3 separate regions of the Homo sapiens genome follow, and regions 2 and 3 are each linked to region 1. A link is an interaction called in ENCODE POLR2A ChIA-PET data of the cell type or tissue named here. Cell type or tissue: GM12878. All regions are shown on one strand.

Region 1 (2,500 bases):
TGTCATAACCTTTTTGATGCAAAAAGATTGTTTCTTATTCGATTGTTCCCATACTAGGCCTGCCATGTTTTGGATGCTAAAAACAAAAGTTAATGAGAATCATTCACATTAAAAACTGACTTAAAACTGGCAGCAAATTCTTTGAGGTCTAGACATCTTCTGAAGACTTAGCTTATCCCTAAACACAAACAAAAAATTTTCTTACCTGGGGCCCATGGCCCCATGGAATTCAGGGGTTAAATATGCCAAATGTTGGCTGGGCTCATGCCTGTAATCCCAAGCACGAGGTTAGGAGTTTGAGACCAGCCTGGCCAACATGGTGAAACCCTGACTGTACTAAAAATATGAAAATTAGCCAGGCGTGGTGGCGTGTGCCTGTAATCCCAGCTACTCTGGAGGCTAAGGCGGGAGAATTGCTCGAACCCAGGAGGCAGACGTTGCAGTGAGCCGAGATCACACCACTGCACTCCAGCTCTGGGCAACAGACCAAGACTCCGTTTTGGGGGGAAAAAAAAAAGCCAAATGTTGTATATGTGTTCTTTTTTAAAAAAATACTGTGTTCATTTTTGAGGATAAAAGTGCCAAGGTTTTCATCAGATTCTCAGACATCTGTAACCTAAAAAAAGCTTAAGAACTGCTCTTTGTGCGTAGTGTAGAGCAGTCTGAACAGCTGGCTTCAGGGGTGCCAGCTGAACACACTAAGGAATCCTCATTCTCACCTTTGAGGACGGAATCCTCCAGACGCTCAGCCATCTCATGGCACTGCTGCTGGTAGTCGGGGCTGGTGAAGCAGTGCTTGGGTTCTACAAGCTTCCGCTGCAGTCGCTCCAGCCGCTTCTGCTCCTTTTCAGCCTCTCGCTCGGCTTGTTGTTTTACCCATTCAGCCATTCTGGGGATGAGGGAGGAAGAGATATAACTGAATAGATATATTACATATACACTTTTATATATAAAATGTCTCTGACGAATTAATGCACTTGTTCATACTGTGATATTCTCTTAGAAAGGTGAGCCATGCTTACTACTAGCATATGGTACTGAACTTAATCCCAAAGATGATTATTAAATTATGGAAAAGGTTAAATCTGATAATAAATTTGGATGTAAATATTTTAAGTTTCCATTTCCAATATGCGTGGCATATGTATAATCACTACTAATAGGAAAGTATATGTCTCTCCTCAAAAACACAAAAAAAGGTGGGCATCTTACGCTTTTTCATGATTGACATCGCGTAGTCTCCTTCCACTGAGATCCCGACAAGCTTCTCGATTGGTTGTCTTCTCAATCTGAGCACCAAGTGCTCGGAGCATAGATCCAAAACCTGAGCAGATGTATTTGGAGAAAGCAGGTTAAAATGTGTTCAAGGATGGATAAAAGCAGAATTTGTGAAAACAATCTGTATCACAAGATTAACAATGATCTCTACTTTCTTTCTTTTTTTTTTTTTTTAAGAAAAGATGAACATCAAGGTTCTAATTCAGGCAGCGAAAGTAAAAAGACTGATTTAACCTCATGCCTTTCACCTTTCATTTTATAGTTCTGAGATAAAATACCTAGCCTTCCCAAACCTAATTATTTATCCTTGTGTTAGTTATTTGCATACCGGTATAATACCTGTACAGCTAGAATATTTAAAAAGCTTTACCCAGGCCAGGTGCAGTGGCTCACGCCTGTAATCCCAGCACTTTGGGAGGCTGAGGCGGGCAGATCATGAGGTCAGGAGATCAAGACCATCCTGGCTAACACAGTGAAACCCCGTCTCTACTAAAAAATACAAAAAATTAGCCAGGCGTGGTGGCGGGCGCCTGTAGTCCCAGCTACTCAGGAGGCTGAGGCAGGAGAATGGCGTGAACCCAGGAGGCAGAGCTTGCAGTGAGCTGAGCTCGTGCCACTGCACTCCAGCCTGGGAAACAGAGCCAGGCTCTGTCTCAAAAAAAAAAAAAAGAAGCTTTACACAATCACAGAGATCCCAAGATTCTCAGATTAAGAACTTAAAAAGTATATAGTGAGATTTTTCAATGAGTTTAGAAGGAAAGGCAATTTTAAGCTCCACTGGCTGATATAACATGCTTCATTCATTCATTCTTTTTATCCCCCCTAAGAGATGGGGCCTTGCTCTGTCATCCAGGCTAGAGGGCAATGGCTTGATGTAATCAAAGCTCACTGCAGCCTTGAACTCCTGGGCTCAATGGATCCTCTTACCACAGCCTCCCAAGTTGCTAGGATTACAGGCGTGTACCGATGCAGCTAGCTATTTTTTTTTTTTTGTAGAGACCAAGGTCTCACCATCTTGCCCAGGCTAGTCTCAAACTCCTGGGTTCAAACTGTCCTCCCACCTTGGACTCTCAAAGTGTTGGGATTACAGGCATGAGCCACCATGCCTGGCCACATGCTTCATTCTTTTTTTTTTTTTTTGAGAGAGTCTCACTGTGTCGCCCAGGCTGTAGTGCAGTGGCACAATCTCGGCTCACTGCAGCCTCCACCTCCAAGGTTCAAG
Region 2 (2,500 bases), 510 kb before region 1:
CTGAAGCAGGCGGATCACCTGAGGTTGGGAGTTTAAGACCAGCCTGGCCAACATAGAGAATCCCCATCTCTACTAAAAATACAAAATTAGCCGGGCGTGATGGCGTATGCCTGTAATCCCAGGTACTCGGGAGGCTGAGGTGGGAGAATCACTTGAACCCGGGAGGCGGCGGTTGTGGTGAGCCGAGATCGCGCCATTGCACTCCAGCCTGGGCAACAAGAGCAAAACTCCTCCATCTCAAAAAACAAAGAAGTATAAACATATTTATTACTGCCTACCAGACCATGGATCCAAGGTTTAGCACAGAGGCGTTGATGCACATCAGTGTGGCTTTCCAGAACTCCGCTTTCCCTAGCCTTGCTTTGGGGTGAAGATGAGGCCCTGGGGTGCCTGCCTCATAGCCACATCCACTGCTCCTTGCTGGGCAGCAAGGAGCTCAGGCAAGCAGGCTGGGTCCTGAGGTACGCGTGGTAATTCGTCTGAACCGATTAAGGGAATCTCTCCTCTTTGCAGATGAAGAGTAGTGGGATGGGGCCAGCTCTGCCTGAGATCTGAAAGTCACCAGGGGCCACAGAAAAGTTTCCTGCCTGAGAAGAACGGAAGGGATGCACAAGGAGGAAACCTCCTCCCGGGAGCTGAGGCAGTGACAGTGGCCCTGAGGAAAGGCAGGAACCTAGCGGTGGCATCCAAAACTGTGGAATTAACCAACCCGGGCCCTCGTACCTCAGGGTTGAGAGTCACGTGTGCTAATAAACCTGTAGGGTAAGACCTAAAATTTAAACCCAACACTATGTGCTGCCTTGATCTCTGCTCCAGTCGGAAGGGCCAGGTGTGACCGAGCTGCAAGTTCCCCTCCTCACTCTTTTCTCTCAGATAAGGCCCCCCAGCCAAACATCCCTCCTTACCCAGGGGACCAGGCAGGGCTCCTGCTCACCCACCAGCTGTGGGTTTCACTTCCTTACCAGCCTGTGGAATTACTTAAACAAGTCAATCATATTCTCCGGTGGGAACCAGGGGTCACCACACCCTCTTGCTACTACCACCAAGCCTGCCTCCCACAGCCCCTGCTGGCTCCCTCTGTTCCTGAGTGCAGTTCCCATGGGGCCCTGTGTGGGGCACTGTCCTCCTCCCCTGAGCTGTGAGTTCAGGTTACTAATAACCTGCTGTCAATCGCACCTGTCCAGTATCAGGTGCTGTGTGTTTGGCCATTGCTACAATCCCAGGGCAGGAATCCTTCTCTCATTAACAGGTGAATAGGAGGAAATTAAAACTGTTATTTACATAAGCTGCTTTAAGTCAGGTGTTATTTATGGCTGGACGCAACGTGTCATCTAAGCCCAGGTGCTCCTGTAATACCAGTTACTCCTACCCTGAATGTCTCCCACTTGTACTCGCTTGACACGGACTCAGGAAAGCATCAAGCCAGTGGGTTTATTTCCTGCACCCATAGCGTGACAGATCACAGAACCTGATCACCGTGTGGCACATCCATGAATCCAGGTAGCACTGGCACGGCTACTCTCAACAACTGTCCAGGAAATGAGAGGCCGTTCTGTTTCCTAAAGGGGCCAATATATTATTTTTATTTTCCCTCTGGAATACTTAAAAACAATTTGTATTGGTGGTTTTTTAAAGGGTTATATTTTCTACATTCTAAATGTGCAGAAGAACGTGCTTTCTGGCAGACAGGGAGTATGTCACACATTTTTATGTCTTCTGTGCCAGAACCTTAAAATCGTTTTCTTTTTAAAATCAGACTAAAACGTTCATTAGGACCTCTGAAGCTCCCTAGAAACCATGCAGTCTAATGTGGCATGTGCCGGGATTTCAGAGGACAGAGCAAAATGTTTCCAATTCTTTCCCAACCTCTCCAGCTCACCTCCTGTCTTGCCTCCACCCCACGGCTCATCTTCCAACCTTGCCCATTTACGGGGCCTGTTGCAGAACAGCCCATGCACTCTCACACCTGCAAACTGCTCGTTGCTCTGCCAGAAATACCTTTGCCCCTCTGATGCCCAAGAACACCTGCTCATTCTTAACAGCTCGTCTGTTAATTCCAGGTGAATTGACTTCTCCATCACCACCAAGCAGCTGACATTATTTCCCCATCTGTTTGTATATCATTCTGTATAATTTATTACACTCACATTGTAATTTTTGTTTTGTAAACCAATTTAAGCCAAATTGTTCACTGATCTACTTGTCTGCCTCCCCCTAAACACACATGGACTTAGGGACCAGGGCTCTATTTTAGAGGCAAGTAAATGCTTCTCCCTCTCCCTTGCCTTACAATTCTAGGGAAAGAAGTGTCATTCCATTCGTATCTGGGTGTTGAGGCCCTTGTGTATTTGTGATGGGGTTTATTATGGGAAGAGAACGTTAAGCTGATCTACCATCTTGGGTAAAATCTTTTCAAGCTCATTCACATAATTTACAAATTACTTGGAACTGGCTCCTGTCTGAATTCCAATTACCCTCCATCCTCCCCACACTTACAGCT
Region 3 (2,500 bases), 1.8 Mb before region 1:
TGGCATGCACCTGTAGTCCCAGGCACTGGGGAGGCTTAGGTGGGAGGATCACTTGAGCCCGGGAGGTGGCGGTTGCAATGAGCCAAGATCGCACCACTGCACTCCAGCCTGGGTAACAGAGTGAGACTCTGTCCCAATTAAAAAACAAAAACAAAAAAAAACTAAACTCAAGAAGAAAGGAAATTATGGAGGAAACAATACAATGCATAAAGGGCTAAAGTGCTGACTAGCATATTCATGTATTACATAATGTCTAAAGTAAGCTTATTAAAAAGTCATTTATGGGCTGGGCGCAGTGGGTCATGCCTGTAATTCCAGCACTTTGGGAGGCTGAGATGGCAGAATTGCTTGAGCCTGGGGGGCAAAGGCTATAGTGAGCCTGGGTGACAGAGTGAGACCCTGTCTCAAGAAAACCCCCCAAAAAGTCACTTGTGGCTCCAAGTTCAGAAGGGAAAAATACAAACCCTGGAAAGTCTTTAATGCACCTGATTCAAGTTAAAACTGAATGAACACATCATAAGTTACTTAAAATATGACAAATACAAAACAGGCCTTCACTTATTTAATTAGTTCATGTAATAATATGCTGAGTCAGCACAGTTCTGAGTTCAATGAAAGACACTCATGTTGACTGGAGTTTCACTACATTACAGCTGTAACAGGGTTCTTAGAGATTATATGAGAAAGAGTTTGAGTTTGGGGATAAAAACATCACTTCTATGATTCACAAGTCTTGGAAAGAAAAGATGAAAATGAAAAATAAATTTTTTTAAAAAACCTCATCTCTGGACATTAAACTTATTATATAATGTTGATAATCCCCATACTATATAACTTTTTTTTTTTTGAGATGGAGTCTTGCTCTGTCACCGAGGCTGGAGTGCAGTGGTGTGATCTTGGCTCACCGCAACCTCTGCGTCCTGGGTATGAGTGATTCTCCTGCCTCAGACACATACTATATAAAAGTAAAGACCCACAGAGCTTAAATTTTTAACTGAATCTGGTGTTTTGTTGGCTAAATGTTAGGGTTATAACATTATTTAATAATCACATACCTGCTGGGGTATTCATTCCTTCCCATACTATGAAATCTAACATTGGTGGAAACACCATTAACTAACACAAGCAGATAGCTATAGACTGTAGTGGTGTAGTGTCTCTCAAACTGTAATTATAGTGGCATGAAAATCCAAAATGTACACCATTCAACTTTAGCCCTAACCCCTTCACAGACTGATAGCCTACTTGGTATATCCAAAAGATTTAGCCCAGGGCAAGTTCCGCCACCAAAATCACCTGTTACTCACCGAAAATCTTTTCAGATTTGAGCACTTAAAGCTGTATTATTATTATTTTTTTTGTAGAGATGGGGTCTTACTATGTTGCCCAAGCTGGTCTTGAACTCCTGGCCTCAAACAATCTGCCTGCCTTGGCCTCCCAAAGGGCTAGGATTACAGGTGTGAGCCACTGCTCCCACCCTTAAAGCAGTAAACTACTCAAGTAGTAGTCTCCTAAGCATAAGGCCATTTCTTTATTTTTAATTTTATTTATTTTTATTTTTTGAGATGGAGTGTCGCTCTGTTGCCCAGCCTGGAGTGCAGTGACACGATCTCAGCTCACTGCAACCTCCACCCGCTGGGTTCAAGCAATTTTCCTGTCTCAGCCTCCCTAGTAGCTGCGATTACAGGTGTGCACTACCATGCCCGGCTAATTTTTGTAGTTTTAGTAGAGACAAGGTTTCACCATGTTGGCCAGGTTGGTCTCAAATTTCTGACCTCAAGTGATCTGCCCACCTCAGCCTCCAAAGTGCTGGGATTACAGGCGTGAGCCACTGTGCCTGGCCACATCATTTAAATAAAGACTCGTATGGATTTGATTCCTAATTAGGGGGTGAGGCACATCCTATTTAAGGGGAGGTAGAGGCATTTACATCTGCCCCTCACCACCCCTGCCTGAGACTCTGATCAGTTTCTCTTCACTGAGAATCACTGCTACATTGGAAGGACATAATAGAGAAAAAAAAAGGGCCGGGTGTGGTGGCTCACTGTAATCCCAGCACTTTGGGATGCTGAGGCATGAGGGACTACTTAAGCTCAGGAGTTCATGACAAGACTGGGCAATATGGCGAGACCCTAAAACTACAAAAATTTTTTAAAAAAATTAGCTGGGGATGGTAGCATGCACCTGTAGTCCCAGCTATCCAGGAGGCTGAGGTCAGAGGATTGCTTGAGCCCAGGAAGTCAAGGCTACAGTGAGCCATGATCATGCCACTGTACTCCAGCCTGGGTGAAAGAGGGAAACCCTGTATGGAAAAAAAAAAAAGAAAAAAAAGAAAACAAAAAGCCGGAGGGGGCATTGTCTCTGTTAGTTAAACTTGAGTTTCATTTCCTCCCTCTGTGTCCCCAAATTGGGAAAGTTAACAAACAAATTTACTTCAAAACATATGAAGAAAAACTAATAACTGTAACAACACAAACATAGGAAGGATGAAGGCAGAAAT

The links. Peaks named below come from ENCODE experiments on the same cell type or tissue, not always from the same donor. Only the 100,000 strongest peaks of a DNase experiment are listed, where the experiment ranks them.
Region 2: POLR2A ChIA-PET joins it to region 1 with 6 read pairs; 5 of 35 experiments call an interaction of 5 or more read pairs at or near these places.
Region 3: POLR2A ChIA-PET joins it to region 1 with 5 read pairs; 1 of 35 experiments calls an interaction of 5 or more read pairs at or near these places.

Annotation. Positions count from the first base shown.
Region 1 is chr1:225,991,679-225,994,178 of GRCh38, forward strand. It overlaps SDE2 (spliceosome associated SDE2), which reads right to left. Exons shown (of 7, transcript NM_152608.4): 3 at 1,213-1,324; 4 at 720-889. Among named protein-coding and RNA genes, the nearest start is that of SDE2, 6.4 kb to the right of the region's middle. In GM12878, no CTCF peak of the experiment used is centred here; no DNase peak of the experiment used is centred here; H3K4me3 peaks cover 420 bases; H3K27ac peaks cover 785 bases.
Region 2 is chr1:225,479,985-225,482,484 of GRCh38, forward strand. All of the region lies in intron 1 of LOC124904526 (a long non-coding RNA gene), which reads left to right. Among named protein-coding and RNA genes, the nearest start is that of LINC02765, 13 kb to the left of the region's middle. In GM12878, a CTCF peak has its summit at 1,109; no DNase peak of the experiment used is centred here.
Region 3 is chr1:224,233,624-224,236,123 of GRCh38, forward strand. The region is part of intron 20 of NVL (nuclear VCP like); the gene reads right to left. Among named protein-coding and RNA genes, the nearest start is that of MIR320B2, 22 kb to the right of the region's middle. In GM12878, no CTCF peak of the experiment used is centred here; no DNase peak of the experiment used is centred here.